2 separate regions of the Homo sapiens genome follow, and region 2 is linked to region 1. Evidence: chromatin loops called from intact Hi-C (ENCODE). Cell type or tissue: dorsolateral prefrontal cortex. All regions are shown on one strand. Links, peaks and the distances in the headings refer to the core of each region. The heading gives the core; the rest is flanking DNA.

The links. A loop is a pair of places that touch in the nucleus more often than their neighbours do. Peaks named below come from ENCODE experiments on the same cell type or tissue, not always from the same donor. Only the 100,000 strongest peaks of a DNase experiment are listed, where the experiment ranks them.
Region 2: it touches region 1 in a loop (2.8-fold over the local background); 19 of 110 quality-filtered maps call a loop at or near these places.

What each region holds. Positions count from the first base shown.
Region 1 is chr18:76,981,261-76,986,631 of GRCh38, forward strand. MBP (myelin basic protein) reads right to left here. Exons shown (of 9, transcript NM_001025101.2): 8 at 3,515-3,634. MBP-AS1 (MBP antisense RNA 1) reads left to right here. Exons shown (of 3, transcript XR_935667.3): 1 at 1-716; 2 at 918-1,054; 3 at 2,467-2,892. Among named protein-coding and RNA genes, the nearest start is that of MBP-AS1, 3.5 kb to the left of the region's middle. RefSeq lists enhancers at 48-107, 1,633-2,482, 2,282-2,371. In dorsolateral prefrontal cortex, for the core only: CTCF peaks have their summits at 2,219 (motif pointing left) and 2,418; a DNase peak (open chromatin) is centred at 2,201; H3K4me3 peaks cover 773 bases; H3K27ac peaks cover 5,000 bases.
Region 2 is chr18:76,872,669-76,878,039 of GRCh38, forward strand. ZNF236 (zinc finger protein 236) reads left to right here. Exons shown (of 31, transcript NM_001306089.2): 6 at 2,824-2,996; 7 at 5,341-5,371. Among named protein-coding and RNA genes, the nearest start is that of ZNF236, 53 kb to the left of the region's middle. In dorsolateral prefrontal cortex, for the core only: CTCF peaks have their summits at 2,891 (motif pointing right) and 3,090; a DNase peak (open chromatin) is centred at 2,913.

The DNA of each region.
Region 1 (5,371 bases), core at 265-5,264:
TTAGTCTCTCTCCTTGGGTTTCCCCTCTTTTATGAAATGATCAATTTTGGCGAAGAGCCCCCAGAAAGCAAGATAGAAAAGAAATATGCTCTTTACCGTGGCCGATCAGCAACGAACCAACACTGTCCTCATCTAATTCTACGTCTTCCACACTGCCCAGTAACACAAATAACCAGAGCGCAGACGCCAAGAATCCTTCCAAGTAACGCAGCTAACAGACCAAGGTGACAGTTCTGACTTCTTGGGGGGTTTTCCAAGTACATACGTAGCATTATAAACAAGCCTCTATGTTGTGCTTACACAACTCACTCAAGGGATTTTTGTTTTCACAAGTGAAAACGTTTATGAAATGCTAGCCTGCGAAGCCGCTTCAGGAACCATCTAGTGAGATTTCCCTCCCAAGACAGGCAGCTTTCTCACATACCGTGGAGGCCTCCTGCCGGCCTGGGGACTGACAGGTGCAGGGCCCTGCCCCTCGAGGGCCAGCCTCTCCCTCGGGAGCGTGGGTTTTTCCTGTTTGATCCTGGCTTAACTTGAACATCTCTGGCATTGGAGCTGCCCTCTGGAGTAGCCCAGAAGTTGGCACTCACCTCACCTTTTGCTGCATTTCCAAGAGATCAGCCTTTGGACTTCCTGGAAAGTGGTAGAACCACTGTCCTATGAAACAAAGTGCTTCTGTGCTGAAATGGAGTAAGTTCCCTGCAGCCTCTGGCAAGGTAACCTACCGAGGTACAATCTTAACTTTCTTGATGCCCCCTTTTGACATTGAAAATGGTGGGTGTATTGGTTTTACTTTTTATCATTGAAACTACAATTTGTTGAGCACTGACCATGCAGGAAACCCGTTTTTCCCCGTTTTCTCTTTTGTGCTCACAGCACCTCCTGGAGTAGGTGTTCCTATCATCCTCTCTTTATAGCTCAGGAGCCAAAGCTCAGCCAGCCCGAAGGAGCCAGGATTAGAGCCTGCATGGATGCAACAGTCACGCTTCTCTCTATTACGTGTCTTGCAACTTGGAGTCACATGATCTCAGCATCTGATCCACCCTGGGCTCAGGTCAGTATAAGGCTGAACTCACAAGGTGAGGGTTAGACTGACCTCCTCTCTCAGGACAGGAAAAGAACAGAGCCTACTGCAAAAGGCAGATACTCTTGCCTCCACTTTGACATCTCACAACTCCACAGCAACACTACAGGTGGGAAAACATTCACATGTATGTTCGTGGAAACTAATGCACATGGAAACAGGATGCTCCTATGATGTTCTGATGTAGTTTCCGAGTGATGGGGGGACATGCATAGTTTTTTCTACCCAGTTCCTACCGACAGCGCTAGACTTCCAGATTTGAGTGTTTTCCTCTCACTACTGATTTCCAACAGCACCAAAAAGAACAGGAAGGAAAGATGGTAAAATGATGTTAAATGCTATGAAGTCCCTGTCCTCTCCATCTGCCTGCCTCTAGACCCCCTCATTTCTGGGGGAGCTGATTTATTAATCTATTGGAAGTGCTCCAAGTCAACTAATTCAGCCATATGGCCATAGTAGGCCAGTTATGAACTTTTTATGCAGTAAAATTTAATTACAACCATATGATTTGAAATTTGCTTTGATACATAGAAGCTTCCCTTGAACTCTACAGAAATTAAATAATTTTTAAAAGCTTCTTACAAAAAAGTTCAGGGAAAATACTGAACTTATTTCAGGAAACACATGTGTATAGTACACTGGTTATATTTGCACACAGTAAATGTGCAGATCTAAATGCAGCTTTCTGTTCCTCAGGGTGGTCTTGGTAAGCTCTGGCCTTGCAAGCATCTTTGAGTGACTGGTTGTAAGCCTTGCATATATTGCAAGGACAATATTTGCTAAATGGGGCCCCTCACTCATCTGGGCCCTCCCATCAACTCTGAGCCAGCACTCAGCTCTCCCGGTGTGTCTAACAGTCCTTAAGCTGGTAGTGGAGTAATTAGTTTTCCAGATGGGATGAATCCGTGTTTCCCAGGTGAGCACGGTGTCTGCAAAATCATCACAACTAGCAACACCTAGTTCGCCCTTGGACATTCTGACTCAGTGAGGCTGTGGCGGAGCGCAGATAGGGGTCTGGGCGTGCATCCCAGGCGATTCAGAGGCAGGTGACGTGCTGGCCAGGTGGGGCGGGGCCGTCCTGACTGCAGTGCTGGGTTCAGACACTGCTCCCCGGGGAGCCTCATCTCCGCCCTCTTGTGGCCACATCCCAGAACTGCGGCAATGTACAGCATGATGGCCCTGAGACTTGAATATTTGGAGAATTTTTTTCTTAACTCAGAATTTACGTTGAGGAGTGGATCCTGCCTACCACTTCATCTGACATAAAGCTGCTTACTTAGCAGCTCAGTTACTCCCTGCTCACTTCACATATTAAAAGCTTCTCCTAAGACCGGCTATCCTTAAGAGCAGGGGCTGTGCCCTGAATTGCCTGTTGTCCACAGAACCTCCCAGAACCTCCCAGAATCGAGGCTCACGGCAGAGGTTCTGCACTCACCAAGGACGCGGGGGGACCATGTCTGTGCTCATGTGGATCCCCGCTGCTGGGCAGAGCACACCACACATCCAGACTCAACAAAATACATGGAGTCAAAGGTCAGGTGACTGAATCAATGAGTATGTTACACACCAAGAAAGACCCCTCCTCTCTGCACCCCGGGGAGCAGCCCCAGAAGCCTGGTCTCCTCCAGGATGAAAATGCAAACGCAGGTGCCTGGGGGCTCCCAGAGCCTTTGGCTTCACGGTTCCCTCCCGGCCCTGCCTGGAGCTTCATGTGCCTCCCCTTTTGCTTAATGAGAGCCGCTGTCTAAGAGTTAAGGGTTTTCTGGGTGACGTTTAACAATAATAAAGGTGACTGCTTATCTAAGGAATCCGAGCCGCGCACCTGCCAGCCGCGTTTTGTGTTTGTCACTACCTTTTACTTTCACAGCGATTTTGTGAGCTGAGTGGGCGGGTTACCTCCATTTTACAGATGAGAAAACCAAGTCTCAGAGACAGAGCTTATAAACAGCGGGCCTGGCATTCGTCCTGGGTCTGGTTCCAGGTCCTCATGAGCCGACGGGACACTCCCCACTCCCTGGAGGTCTCCTGGGCATTCCCTCCCGTGGCTCCAGGGATCTCCCCCCGACACCCACGTCTGCTTGACTCCTGCTTTAGCTCCCTGAGGGCCCCAACCCCTGGGCATGAGCAAGTTGGACTCCAGCTGGGCCCTGCCCCAGAGTCAAGGTCAGTCGCCTGCTCCAGGGCCCCTGAACCAGCCCAGGCGCAGCCCTTCCTCAAGCACCTCCGGCTTCACATGCATCTCGGAGGAAATCCACGCGTAAATGCGGGTGGGCAATGCCACCTGAGCCCCTGCACGCCTGCTGGGACAGAGCACGTCCAGGGTACAGTGCGGCTGAGCCAGAGGCGGCAGCCACCCTTGTACTCAGCTTAGTTGGGGATTCTGGGAGCCCTTAGTCCCCGCTCAGTGGAGCTGAGCAGAGGGTACCTTACCAGCTTAAAAATTTTGGAAAGCGTGCCCTGGGCATCGACTCCCTTGAATCCCTTGTGAGCCGATTTATAGTCGGACGCTCTGCCTCCGTAGCCAAATCCTGGTCTCTGGCCTTCGGCCCCCTGCAAGAGAAGACCACGGAGCTCAACCTCCACCCGCGGTGCTGGGCACGCTGCTTGAGCCACTGGGAGCTGCCACCAGGGCCCCGGGGAAGGGCCCAGGCCCCGGACTGGACTGGTGAGTGGTTCAGGAGCCACGGGCCAGCACCACGCTGAGGGGGTGGGGGCGGGAGAGGCTGCTCCCCCAGGTCTACCAGGGTGTTGGCCGCAGAGAGAGGAGGGCTCTGGTTTGGGCGGAGGCTCTCTCATGAGATATGCGGCCCAACCACACATATTTTAAGGATCTAAGTCGTTTAGGGAACAGTTGCTTACCTTCACGCTGTGGGGTGTTCAAGAGAAGATTAGCAAACATCAAGCAAATCAAGGTAAGGAGGCTCCTGCCTACACGGGTTTGGAGGACTCGGACCCTGGGGGGCTGTGCGCTGTGTAGGTGCCGGTCCCCGGAGGCCCCGGCCTGCGCCTTTGCTGGGGGCTCCTTTTGCTGATTGATTTGCACAGATTGGATTCTGGTCACATGTGCCCTGTGGTTCTAGGATCTGTCTGGGAGATCAAGAGTCCTCGGCCTTAGTAAAATGTCGAGCCTCGTATCTTTTATAAGGTTTTGAGACAAAATCCTGAGCTCTCTCCCAGGGTGAGCAGGAATCAGTCTCCCTTGGCCATAGCTCGGACTGGGAGCAACAGGAGGCCGGGGCTGCTGAGCCGGACAGAGGGAGGAGGCAGGCCTGGCTGGCACGGGGGGCGGCCGCATCCTGGCAGCAGCGGGACAGCGTCTCAGCTCCCCCACCTCCCAGTCCCCTAGCACCTTTCTAGCTCATCCGGCTGTGTGGCCTTGGGCAAGGGCAGGAACCTCTCTGAGCTTCAGTTTCCTCATCTACGCAATGGGGCTGTGCGAGAACACAAGCCGTTCATGGAGATGCCACTCCTCAGGTGGAGGCTGCCAGCTCTGGGCTTTGGTGCCAGCTGTCATTTATGGAAGAGCAGGCCGCCCTGCCCTGGCCTCATCAGCCCCAGCAGCCCCTCTGGCTTCCTCATGGGCCGTGTGACCGCAGGGGCTTCCTGACACACATGGGTGCGAGTGTCCCAGGACCAGCCTCTACTTGCTACTGTGCTGTCTTCTCGAGTGGGAACTCCACTGCAAACATGGGGAGGAAGGGAAGGAGCTCGCTGTGGGAGTCTGGGCGCGGTGGACGTTAACAATGGGGGGCGAAGTGTCCTCCCACGGTGGGTGCACTGTCTGTGGGAAGGCTGACCACGCTGTTAGCTTTTCAGGGATCTTGGTTGGCCTCCTGAGTCTCTACTCAATGGACAGGGTCCAGACTGCACTTTACATTTTGCCAACAAGAAATGGGAGACTGTCCTTGAGCCCTCTCCTGAAGACTTGAGGGAACCAAACCAGACTGTCCCTCCTCTATCAGCCTGCAGCCTTTCTTCCATTTCATTAAAGTGTTTTAGGACAGGGAGGACCTTGACCAACCTAGCCCATCTCTTATTTAGAGGTGAGGAAGATGACACCAGAGGCCTCAAGGCTTCCAGAGCACCTGGCTGCACCCTCAGCCTCTGCTGGGGGCTTCCCACCATACAAGCTACTTGCACAGTTTTCTTTTCATTCAGCCTGTGCTTGGGAGTGAGCATGGCCACTCAGAACCAGGCAGCTGCTTTCGTGTGAACAGTTGATTCGGGGGCTATCCAGTGAGGTGAGGGACGGGATGTGTGGCAAGAAGGTCTAAGCACTGCACACGA
Region 2 (5,371 bases), core at 222-5,221, 110 kb before region 1:
TTGTAAAGAGCAGCCTGGTTATAATATTGTATTAGTAACACGCATGATCTCTAGGGAAGGAAAAAGGAAAATTGTACGAATATTTTTAGTATTTGAGGTTTGCAATTAAAATGATCCATGCTTTGTCCTTTTGTTTTCTTCTGTATTTCTTGATTTGGTTTTCTTTTATAGTGATAAAGTAAGAAATCTCACAGCTATTTTGCTTGGCTGCTATTGTTTGTCAAGCAGTTCTATTATGTTACATTGCTTTTTTTTTATTTTTCAGAGTTTTAGTGAATATTTCTATGTAGAGTATTGTGGAGTCATTCAGATGATTTCAATGTTTATATGTCAGCATAAAGTTAATATTTTTAGAGCATCAGTTTTTATTTATTTTCTAGAGTAAGAGAGAAAGAAAACAATGCCTTTGTAAATGTGCTAATACATTGTGTCTGTAGAGTATTCAGCTTTAATGTGTAGTCTTTGAAGTTTTAATCAATGAAAAAATAGTTTAAAAAGTTATAAACTTTACCCAAAGTAGAGATAAAGTAAAAAGTAAAGCAAATCCTTCTCGTGTTCACTTCTCAGTTGTCATTTACCTTTAACAGTTTGATATCTACCCCATTAGATGTTTTTTACGCGTACATAAATATACCGACATCATGAGCATACTCTCACTCCTAGAGAGACACATGCGTGTAGAATCACATACTTAGGTGTCATTTTGGGATTCTGTGATGCTACTCCTCCTGCATTGAACTTGAAGCATGTGTCACTTGCTCCAATTGGCTTGTGAGCTGCCTGGAGAGAGCAGCAGGTCCCAGCCCCAGGAGTCACGTAGGCCGGTGTGGTTTAAACAGGAGGCTGGCGGGCCCGGGTGGAGGTGGCAGGGAGTGCCTGCTTGCTGTTCAGGCAATTCCGTGTTCTGGGCTTGGTCTTCCAATAGCTGTGCCTCACAGTGTGTGTGATGATGTGAGGGGGGTGACCAGAATCCTGCTGGACCATGCCTGGATTGTGTATGCCCCAGCAGGGCTCCTGTCCAAAGGAGGCTGAGTACATTGCAGCATCGTCATCTAGAACAGGAAGGGTATCTCTTCGCAGGCAGTGTCGTGACTGGGCCACACTCTCGCCGTGCCTCCTGCCTGCCTGCCCTCCTCTCCTGTCTGCCCTCCTCTCCTGTCCCCACGTAGGCAGTGCTGTGACTGGGCCACGCTGTCACCGTGCCTCCTGCCCCCCTGTCGTCCTCTCCTGTCCCCATGCGGGCAGAGCCGTGACCGGGCCACACTCTCACTGTGCCTCCTGCCCGCCTGTCCTCCTCTCCTGTCGCCACACAGGCAGTGCTGTGACTGGGCCACACTCACCGTGCCTCCTGCCTGCCTGTCCTCCTCTCCTGTCCCCACGCAGGCAGTCCCATGTCCAGGCCACACTCTCACTGTGCCTCCTGCCCGCCTGTCCTCCTCTCCTGTCCCCATGCAGGCAGAGCCGTGACCGGGCCACACTCTCACTGTGCCTCCTGACTGTCTGTCCTCCTCTTTCACACCCTTGCCCCCTCCGAGTTAAAGCAGGGATTTTTACCATTTGTGTACTGTCCCCAAGCTTGTTATATCTCATTCACTTATTTAACCCTAAAGCTGTTCAGAGAAGCAGGGATCTGATGTTATTATGAACTCAGCTGCTTTCTGTTTCTTAGGGAGTGAAAATTTAGTAAGACTAGAAATTTAAGTAGCCTTGCAGTTAGGTTCTAACCTAACTCGATTTTGTCTTTTTGCTCATTCCTTCATTCATCAGATCCGTACTGCATGCTAGTGTGCACAGGGCCCTGTTCTAGGTGCTGAAGAGCCGCAGCGCACAAGCACTTGCCTTCTTGGAGCGTGCATTCTAGGGAGGGGAGGTGGACATTAAGTAAAATGTAAAAGGTCAAATGCTGAGAAGTCTGCAGAAAAATCAAGCAGAGAAGGGGGCTAGGGGTTCCCAGGGAGGACACAGGAGATTTTAATGTTAAATGGAATGGACCGGAAAGTCCTCAGTGTAAAGACGATTTTGAGCAAAGGCCTGAAGAATCTGAGAGAGCAAGTCTTGGGGATACTGGGGCAAGAACCGCCCAGGCGGCGGATTTCAGAGGCCCGGAAGTGGAGAAACCTGCCTGGTGTGTCTGAGGGCGGTGGCAGAAGTGGGTAGAGGGAGCAAGAGAGCAGGGGCAGGGGAGCTGACAACAGCTGGTGTGCGAAGCACTGCACTGGCGCCTCCTCTACTGAGTATTAGAAGAACTTCGATTTTACTCTAGGGGGGATTGGAAGCCATTGAGGGTTTTCAGCAGACAAGTGACTTGCTCAGACTTAAAGAGGGTCATTTTGTCTGTTGTTTTGAGAGCAGCCTAGGAAGGGGCCAGGGTGGAAGCAGTGAGTCAAGCTGGGGGTGGTTTCAGGAGCTTTGAGTGATAGGGGAGTGCCTTACCCTGGGGTGGTGGTTGTGGACGGGAAGCAGGGCTGCTCTGGGTGTATTTTGAAGTTATTATTGAGTGTGAGACGTGAGAGAAACCAAAGATAAGGATGACTCCAAGGTTTTTTGCCTGATCCCCTGGAAGGATGGCATTGCCTGATCCCCTGGAAGGATGGCATTGCCTGGGGAAGCCCACAGGTGGAGCAGTTTGCGAGATGGTCAAGTGCAGTTTTGACATGTTAATTTTGAGATTTAAAGTAGACACTTGTATATATGCATCTAGAGTTCTGGGGAGACATTTTGGCTGGAGGGATAGGTTTGGGTAACTTCAGTGTTGTTCTTTTCAATCCGTAAGATGCCCATACAATATGGAATTATATTTTGATCATTTTTCTCCCACTCTAGGTGAAAGGCCGTTCAAATGTAGTGAATGTGGAAAGGCTTTTAACCAGAAGGGGGCACTGCAGACCCACATGATCAAGCACACAGGTGAAAAACCCCATGCCTGTGCCTTCTGTCCTGCCGCCTTCTCTCAGAAAGGGAATCTTCAGTCGCACGTGCAGCGAGTCCACTCAGAGGTAAACACGGGTTGGGGGCATAAGCGGTATTTCACAGGGGACAGTAGGTATCTTTTGGGTTAATAAACGGACCTGAGAAATTCTTTTCCATTTAAAAAAATGCAGATTGATTTTGTGCCGAGCAGACCCTGTTTTAAAAAATACATACGTGGGAATTTTTTTGGTTTATTACATGTGGAAGAAATATAAACTACTATCTTTTTTGTCTTCTTGCTGACAGCATGGCTTTGGGGAATAAATATTTGAAAATAATCCTAATACCTTTGTTAGTTATAGTCTGTCATTCTAAATAATGTATTTCATCCCTTTAGCAAACTTGAAACACAGGCAAGTGTAAGAAATTAAAAGATAAGAAATAAAATTGGGAAAAAAAAGTGTTTTTCTTACTGCTAATACTACAGAGCTCATATGGTACATGTCCGTTCCCTCTTGGACAGAGGCCTGCTTTGTTCATTTCCTTCCATGCTGCTTGTCCAGTCTTTCGACTAAAATGATGATTTCCTGTGGTAATTTTCTGTTGTCTACAGAGCATACTGATGTGTAGATCCTGCAAGTATTTCTGTAAAGCAGGTCAACCTTTGCTCTAACTAACCATCGTGACTTATTGATTTATATTCTAATTGTAGAATACAAAGAAATATTTAAACAACACAAATACTTTTATCATGGATCAGTATATCCTATGGAATGATTTTGCAGAATGAAAACTATCATATTCTTGGGAGCAAATGTGTATCTCTTAATTTTTTACTTAGAATAATACCTTAACTAACACTGAAGTGAACTTAGAGTTAATACTCACTATCCAAATTTAATAAAAACAAGTAGAAGCTGTCTTTGATCTTAGATAAACAGAATGTCTAAAATGAAAAAGAGAATCTAAAATGAGAAAAAAACCCTGCACATCTCACGTAGTTTTATGAACAGATTCACAGTTCCATGTTCAATGAGTTAATCTTTTTAGTATCTAAGACCCAGAGACATTAGGAAGGCATGTCAGTGTTAGTGAGGTACTGAGGTTACCTTTAGATTTCGGAAGAATAAATTTGGGCTGTTGTAAGTCATTCTTGTGGTGTTGCCTCTGGGTGAAGATGATTGCATAGGAAGGATCGTCTATTTGTGTAGCACACAGAAATGCCTCACTGGAACCTTAGAGGAGCCTTGTGAGGTACTTGTCAGTACTCCTGAGTTTAGAAAACTCCCCCTATGCTAAAGGGCCCAGAGACTCACCTGTTGCCACTGAGAAGTGCTCTCGGACCTGCACTAGAATGGGTTGTTCCAGAAAGAGCCTCTAAAGATTGGTTCATAAATATTATCCAATTTTGTAAGAATCTAAATTTGGTTCTTAGAGAGGCACCAGAAACAGAATGGAAGTCTTACTCAAGTTCGGAAGGGGCCAATGGGTTTTCAAGCTAGCCTTCATAGTTCTACAGTAACTAACACTGGGTTTTAGTAATAGAGAAAGAATATTTTAGGTATTTTCTCTGTTCACAGCTGTTCTTACTCATTTTACTGGTTTCCATGGTTTCTGGATTTATCATAGCTTTAAAAATTAGTTGTTAGGCCAGGTGTGGTGGCTCACGTCTGTAATCCCAGCACTTTGGGAGGCTGAGGTGGGTGGATCACCTGAGGTCAGGAGTTCGAGACCAGCCTGGCCAACATGGCAAAACCCCATCTCTACTAAAATACAAAAATTAGCTGGGCACGATGGCAGGCGCCTGTAATCCCAGCTACTTGGGAGGCTGAGGCAGGAGAATCACTTGACCTGGGAGGTAGAGGTTGCAGTGAGCCGAGATCACGCTGTTGCACTCCAGCCTGGGCAACAGAGCATCTCAAAAAAAAAAAAGAAAAAAAGAAAATTAGTTGTTGATACAGAATATCAAAATTGATGAAAAGTTCATATATCATTATGACCATCTTTCCTAACCTCTGTGGTTTTGGCCATCTGAAAGCATATTTGGTGTAATATGTATTTATATATAACTGTCTGGCCTTTGCTATTGAACATTGTATTCAACTGTTTAAAAAACTGAGAATATCTTATGCCTGACAGTTTGTTTTTGTTAAATTACAATAATTGAAAAATGTGTTTTCTCACTCTTGAATAATTTCTATTTTATAGAAAAGACTGAAATTTCAATTCATCTTATACCGGCAATATTGTTTAAAGAGTAGGGTCATTGATTCTAGAACTATCTAATTTAAAAGAAAAAAGGTAATGTTGAAGGGTTAGATTATTTCTGTCATTTTGAATGGAATGGTAAATTATGATTTGCCATAATTTAGATGTTTAAATTTAACAATTAATTGTAAAACATCATTTTTTTCCTTTTTATTCTTTAAGGTCAAGAATGGTCCTACCTATAACTGTACAG